2 separate regions of the Homo sapiens genome follow, and region 1 is linked to region 2. The links are chromatin contacts, found by Hi-C or POLR2A ChIA-PET in ENCODE. All regions are on one chromosome and are shown on one strand. The core of a region is the stretch at or near the end of the contact, and the rest is flanking DNA. Distances in the headings are between cores, read along the strand shown.

What was found. A loop is a pair of places that touch in the nucleus more often than their neighbours do. ChIA-PET counts read pairs that join two places held with the same protein, here RNA polymerase II (POLR2A). Pooled maps may share reads with other maps.
Region 1: a loop to region 2 is called in a map of ovary, with 3 times the contacts of the local background. The contact joins two enhancer-like sites. A Hi-C loop is called at or near these places in 1 of 168 maps with a recorded cell type or tissue (ovary) and 1 of 50 pooled maps. POLR2A ChIA-PET finds 5 or more read pairs at or near these places in 1 of 52 experiments (WTC11).

What each region holds. Positions count from the first base shown.
Region 1 is chr19:31,960,746-31,964,296 of GRCh38, forward strand. All of the region lies in intron 6 of LINC01837 (long intergenic non-protein coding RNA 1837), which reads right to left. Among named protein-coding and RNA genes, the nearest start is that of LINC01533, 63 kb to the right of the region's middle. RefSeq lists an enhancer at 1,050-2,243. Within about 2 kb of position 1,891, at least 3 of the 41 ENCODE cell types and tissues checked have a DNase peak (open chromatin) inside an H3K27ac peak, as active enhancers do.
Region 2 is chr19:31,904,974-31,908,949 of GRCh38, forward strand. The region is part of intron 12 of LINC01837 (long intergenic non-protein coding RNA 1837); the gene reads right to left. Among named protein-coding and RNA genes, the nearest start is that of LINC01533, 120 kb to the right of the region's middle. Within about 2 kb of position 1,774, at least 9 of the 41 ENCODE cell types and tissues checked have a DNase peak (open chromatin) inside an H3K27ac peak, as active enhancers do.

The DNA of each region.
Region 1 (3,551 bases), core at 641-3,140, 56 kb after region 2:
ATTTTCCTGTCCGTGTACAGTTCTAAAGCCATCCATTCTGTATGGTCAGGACTCAAAGGGCCAGAGAGAGGGAAAAAATCTGTTCTTGCCGCTGTACCTCCAGGCAAAGTTGAGAAATAAATTCTACATTTTGAGAGATGATTTGTTCAAGCCATGTTTAAGAGAATATGATTGCATTAAAAAAGGGAAAAAATATTTTGTTACCCTGACCCCCGTAACCTGTAGCCACTGATCCTCATGCAAAATCTAGATGCCATGGACAGCACAGTGTAGAGGGAGGATGGTGGTGGAAGGGCTGAAGAGGGCGTCAGGAACTGGGGTGCTTTTTTTATAATTCTCCAAATAATATCACCAAGCTGCCGGATAATTTCTCAGATAATCCTAGCATGTCCACCTGTCATTGCTCCGACCCTCTGCTACTGTTGTTTTGCAAGAATGCTTCTCCTTTTTGTTCAAGGGTCCCTTGAGAAATTGCCACATTCCCTGCTTGCTTTCCAAGCCTCTCTTTTTTGCAGCTAAAACAGGCCAGGCAGCTCACTCTTCAGGGTCTGCCTGAGAGGCACCCCGACCTGCTGTCCCCATGCCATGGCAGCCAGACAGGACAAGGCTCCCCAGAGAGCCTTCCAGCCCCTCCTCCCTTCTTCTGTGCACCATGGAGTCCTCATTCAACATGTCTCTATGTGACCAAAACCCCTCCCTGTTCTCAGTAGTGATGGGGAGAGGGATGCTGGGTGAAGGAGAGAGAGAGAGCCCAGGCTATGGGGAAATTTGCTGAGACACCGCAGGGGATTCCATGTGCGGTTGGCTTCGCATGTTCAGTACTTTTTGAGTGTTTAGCTATTTTAGTTCCAAATAAAGAAACCTTCAGTGCCGGTCAGGAGGTAGAGCTCACAGAAGTAGAAGACTACTGTTTGAGCTGCAAATTTGCAGTGTCGTTCTGCAAAGTATTACATACATCATTTCCTGGTGCAGAGGAATATTGAGCTATTTCAGTGAAGCCAAAAAGGAAAGACCAAAATCATGCAATTTTCCTGACCTAGACAGAACTACGGACGGAATACAGAAATAGCAAATGCTAAAATGAATGTTCTTACAAGATCTGTCTATATAAACATAGAATCCACATATCCCAAGTGTATGCAATGTGAACTCAACATCAGCATGCATGCACACTAGTTAAAGTCATAAACCCAGTCACACAAAACATTCCTACCAGATGATTCCATCTTGCCAGACCTATAGGAGTATTCCTAAATTAGGTTGGTGTGAATGTGTTTGTATATTTATTATTAAAATACTTACTGTTCTGCCTTTTGAAGTAGATGGACAAATGATTTAGGAGTGTAAATAGACTAGAAACAAAATTAATGCAAATAATGTGTTGATTTTTTTTTAGCTTGATTAGCCAAGCCAATGGAAAATTCTAGAAAACGTATACAATTATTTTAACTGTCACAGGCTGGCAATTGTAATTGACATGATTTGTACGAGATGCAGTGTAATAACTGAATATATTAAAAAAAAATCTCATGCCTTGATTACCAGGAGAACATTACTAGTGCCACAATATTATTAACAACACAATTATCGTGGCATCCCCAGGATACGCTCTTAGCACTTCAATGCATTAGTGAACCTTTGCTAACGAAGAAAAAATTAAAGTACAGCAAATTTCAAAGCACCAGTTGTACCCAATATCATTAAAAATTTATAAAACTTCCCCTGAACATGACAAGTGTTTGGTTTAAATGAAGATCAGCCACAAGGAGAAAGCAGAAATCTTGTTATTCTTTGTCTCCTTTCTTAGCCTCCCTCTCTCCCTCTCTCTTTTCCCCAAACCTCCCCCAACCAGCACCACCTCAATCCAGCTGAAATATGTAACCATTACAGAGTGACAGCTTGACACACAATGACCCGTCAGAACATTCATCTCGCAATGTTTTATTTTAGTGAGGAGCCAAACTGCAGAAAAAATAAGCAAGTTGTTTCAAGGCTTGGAAGGAGATCAAACATTTCTGGCATCCCCACTTACCAGACCTTTGATTTACAATGGACTTGTCAGAGCCCGATTAGACAGTGTGTGCTTAAAAACCTACAGAGGCTCCTCCATGCCCCAGCCCACCACCATTTCCCCCACCAACAGCATGCCTTTGTTCCCCGGAACCAGCAAGGCAGGCTAAACAGAGACTTTGCACCCTTGCAAGAGGACCAGGGACCACGTAAAAGCCAAATAGGCTGCAATTAAATTCTTCTTGCCAAGGTGAAAAAAGAAAGAGAGGGTCAGAGATGTGGGGGAGACAGGCACAGAGAGAGGCAAGAGAAAGGAGAGAAAAAGAGAGGATGAGAGGAGAGAAAAGGGATGAAGGGAGAGGAGAAGGTACAAGCTGAGTTCCTTCTGCTAGTCTCTTTACCTCTCCTTCCAAGTCAAAAGTTATCATCTTCCCCAAAAAAAAAAAAAAAAATACCCTGCCATTCCTACCACCAGTGAGCTTTCTCAACCTTATTCAAACGAGAACACTCAGCTTACAAAAAAAATGAATTGGACCAAAAGTGCAGGTGTGTAAAATATGTTCACGGTATTACGATTTTTGCTAGTAATTACAACTATGAAAATGGCTGGAAATATATTGTTTCAATTTGTATGGAGAACAATTGCAGGGAGAGAGAGAGCAGTGTGATCTGTGCCTGGCATTGGAATGTATAATTCCTTAACCCTATATGGCAGCATGGGGCTTGCTGGAGCAAATTATGAATACATGTGTTTGGAGAGTCTGAATAGTAAATTTGGGTTTTGCACATCCATAACAATGCAATCTGACAAGTGTGATTTATGGAATATTAAGTTAATACAGTATTATGAAATTAGCTTAATGTACTAAAGCTGTAATTTTAAAGTGAAAAACAATGCAACCAGATGTAAACAATATCAACATTAGCATTTTGTGAAAGCTGAAACCAACTCACTCAAAATGCGTCTGTAGAGTCATGGAGTTACCTCGCCCAACCAGGCCCAAGTTGTTGAAAGTTTCAGACACCAGAATAAAATTCCCTACTCAGTAGGTACAGCTGCTTTCTCTCCACCCAAAGCCTGCTGTGCCCGCTGCAATATTATTAACCACACCACCCCCACCCCTTGGGGGAAATCATCAGAAATTATTCTGAGCTCTTCAGACTAGAGGAACTGGTGATAACTCTGCAGGCTGAGCTCAAAGGGCCTCCCTCCTGGCACTGCCTGCCTCACCCACAATAACCCTGGAGTTGAACTCTGAGGAGAAAGAGCTTGGTGCCAGATGCAATCCCAGGAACTCAGGGTTTCAAGCCTGCAATGAAAGGAACTCCAAGGCCAAGCAAACCGTGTCGATGTAAAACAGCAAATCTAGCAGCGTAGTCCTAAGACTCCTCAGAGGGGAGGCCTACCAAAGCCACAGAGACTTATGACATAAAAGAGAACTAGAAACCTTTGGGCTACATCAGGATAAGCCATCCTGAAGCGCAGTGTGGCTGCGTGCGGGCCAGCCCAAGATGACAGAAACCGGTGAGCATGCACACAG
Region 2 (3,976 bases), core at 524-3,023:
CTGTCAGGGAAGGGGTGGGGCAGGAGGAGGGAGAGCATCAGGATAAATAGCTAATGCATGCTGGGCTTAATACGTAGGTGATAAGTTGATAGGTGTAGCAAACCACCATGGTACACATTTACCTATGTAACAAACCTGCACTTCCTGCACATGTATCCCGGAACTTAAAATTAAATCAAATTAAAAAATGTTTTAAAGTGAAACAGGACCCAAAGAGAACAAACAGAAGAGCTCTAACTTTGCCCAGAACAAAGGGGGAAGATGTTATGTTAAAGGGGCCCTGCAGCATGATCAGTATTTACATACTGATCATGTTACATACATAACAGGCTGTGGGATGTGGGGATAGGACTCAAAAGCTGGGTTTGGCAGGTTTAAGGATGCTATGAAGTTTGGATGTTAATTTGTCTTTCCCAAACTTCTGTCATTTAGACACTATCCCATTATCTTTGCCAAACCCATGCATTTCCTATCATGTTATCAACTTAATAGCTCCCTTTCAATTTTTACATGAACACACTTGTGCTCATTGCCATATCACAGCAGTAATATCTGTCAATGTACATGTTTAATGTGCTAGGTGAACACTTTTCTAATACACATGAAAATTAATTTAAAAAAAATTTTTTTGAGATGAGACCTCGCTCTGTCACTCAGGCTGGAGTGCAGTGTTACCTCGACTCACTGCAACCTCCACCTGCCAGGTTCAAGCAATTCTCCTGTCTCAGCCTCCTGAGTAGCTGGGATTACAGGCATCCGCCACCACGCCCAGCTAATTTTTGTATTTTTAGTACAGACAGGGTTTCACCATATTGGCCAGGCTGGTCTCGAACTCCTGACCTCAAGTGATCCACCCGCCTCAGCCTCCCAAAGTGCTGGGATTACAGGCGTGAGCCATCGCGCCTGGCCAAAAATTAACTTATAACTATAAAGTGTTCCTTTGTATCCCACTGAAAATCCTATTGTGTTCATCCATGGTAAATGGGCCCCACAGGGCAAGGGGAGCCACTGGGAAGGGTTTGGAGGGAAAGAATGATGTAATTAGCATGTTCTCTTTTCTGGTAGCCCATGTAAAAAATACCAGTTAGGAAGTTATTTCGATTGCACCCAGGTGTCTTTTCCTGACCTGGGGACAGAGGAGTGGGGATGAGAAGGAGAAGTGAACTCTATAGGGACACTCAGGGCTGGTTCCCTAGAAGGGAAGTGTGGGGCCAAGGAGATAGGAAGGAGTCCAGAATTTTGAAACCCAGATGCAGAAAGCCCTTGAAGCTCAGGAACTTCCCTCAGTTTTCACTGATTAACTGAAAAGCGGAAGTTAACATAAATTAAACCTGGAGTAAACATAAACTCTGGGTCACTTCTTTGGAAAATGAAAGTAAATGCATAAAGTTATTTACATCTTTATGTTTAAAAACTATCTAAGGGAAATTGGCTTCTGAAACACCATGTGTTTTCACTCATCAAAGACCTATTTAGGGACATGACCACATCCGGAAAGCATTTGTAAAGCATTAAGATATTACCGAAAAATGGGTTAAGAACAGGACAAACAAGTTACAAAAGGAGAGCTACAACTTGCCAAGAAAATATGAAGAAATACTAAGGCTCACCAAAAAAAAACTCTTGTCAAATAAAGCAACGTGTTACTATTTTCAACGATCAAATGAGCAACTTTTATGACTGTGTTAGTTATTAGGGCCTTCACCAGCTATTTCCAGCTCTCCCTTAAGGACTCACAAAGGACTCCGCCTCCTGGCTCTGTCTGGGTGGATGGGGCCACGTGATTCGTTTTAGACAATGAAGTCTGAGCGGAAGTGACATTTGTCACTTCTGGGCTAGATGGCTTAGTTGCCAGTTGGAGATGCCCCAGAGCTTTCTTTCCTCCTGCAACAGTGACCAAGCAACATTCCAGATGGTGGCTGCTCAAGCAGGGGTCCCAAGGTGATGGACGCCTGGAGCAAAGCCCAGCTGATGCAGGATGGACATGGAGTTTGAGTGGAGGGTGAACTTGGGATGTCACAAGCCACTAAAAATGGGGGTCGTTAATAACCCTACCAACGGATTCAATGGCAGGGGTCAATGCTGGCAAGGGGAAAATACAACAGGAATGGAATGCACATTCCTCTAACTCATGTTAAAAATGGTTACCCCCTTTGACCCAAAAATTCCACTTATGGGGATCAATCCAAAAATGTAAAAATGCAAACAAAATATGGAAAAAGCTTTATGGTGAAGGGATAGACTAATGACCAAAAGCATGGCCTTTAAGGCTGGGCACGGTGGCTCATGCCTGTAATCCCAGGACTTTGGGAGGCCGAGGTGGGCAGATCACCTGAGGTCGGGAGTTCAAGACCAGCCTGGCCAATGTGGCAAAACCCTGTCTCTACCAAAAATACAAAAATTAGCCAGGCATGATGGCAGGTGCCTGTGATCCCAGCTACTCGGGAGGCTGAGGTAGGAGAATCGCTTGAACCCGTGAGGCGGAGGTTGCAGTGAGCTGAGATCGCGCCATTGCACTCCAGCCTGGGCGACCGAGCAAGGCTCCATCTCAAAAACAAACAAACACGCAAACAAACAAAAAAGCATGGCCTTTGTCAAACTGCTATCCATTTGAATTCTGGAATTGCCCCTTACCACCTATGTAGGTGATTCGTAGCCTTGGGTGATTTGTTTAACTGTCTAAACCTTAGTTTCTTTATCTGTAAGATGGGGGAGATATTTCTTTACCTCATAGTGTTACTGTAAGAATAAATTAGATGCTGTATGTACAAACCTTAATGAGGCTAGCTGTGTGACTAGTATCACACACACACACACACACACACACACACACACACTAACACATCTCAATGTTACTTTCTTAGTCCAACAAGAGAAAACTTGGATGCAACCCAGTAAGCCACAAAAAGGACTAATAAGGGATAGTAAACCCACGAGATGGAAAATGTTTATGTGATAATACTAATTTTAAAATCATAAGACAAAATTGATTACACAATATAATCACAATTATGGAAAAATAATGAATAGAAACATAATGAGCAGAAATATATCAAGATCATAATGAGTTGTGTTTGAAACATAAAATTATTGTTTTTTTTCTACTTCTCTGTTTTCCAAATTTCTTAAAGTGAGGCACATGTGTGGACCCTGAAAGGAGACTTCTCTAGTTTTGAAGCCTAGGCCTCCCACCTCTCAGCTGTGTGACCCTGGGCAACTTACATAAGTTCTCTGGACAGGGTTCCCCACTTGCGAAATGGAAATCACAATGTTGTTTCAGTAATGAATTAGATAATCCCTGTAAAGTTATAAGTATAACGCCTGGAACAGAGTAAGCAGTCAATAATTATTATCTATTTTTGTTGCCATTATCATTGTATGTTCCTTTTGTAATGTGGGAAAGAACGGTATTTCACAATCTATGATAAAGCTTTTAATAACAGAAGGTTGTCTGTAGCAAATACAATGCTCTTCACTTGGGAAGTTCACAGTCCAGGAAAGATAACAAGGCAAAAGACAAGCAGTTCAGGGCTACAGAGAAAAGCAGAAAGCACTCACCCCCAGGTCGGGACAAAAGAGATGGCCTAAATGCTGTCCCAAGAAAGGCACTTGGCTTGGAGCCTCCACATCCCCAAGGTCAGGGCCATCTTGTCGGGACGCATGCAGAACTCTCTCACTGACAGCTGCCCCTGCAGCAGCTGGCTCACCCCCATGATAGATGAGAATTACAGCCATTTTCAAGAGACCAACAGAAGGTGGGCCGTGTCCTGATAAGCTATAACAACAGTAGTAAAGTTCTAAGGAGACCAGAGGGTCCCCACAACCACACACTTCCTGCAGCTGTGGCTGCTGTAATTATGGCCGTGACAGCTGGGCAGCCGGGGGACATGACTGGAGTAGACTAAGGCATGGGCATATGGCACTGCTGGTGGGCAAGGCCAGCCCACCCCTCCCTCAACCAGTGCCCAAGTTCAGC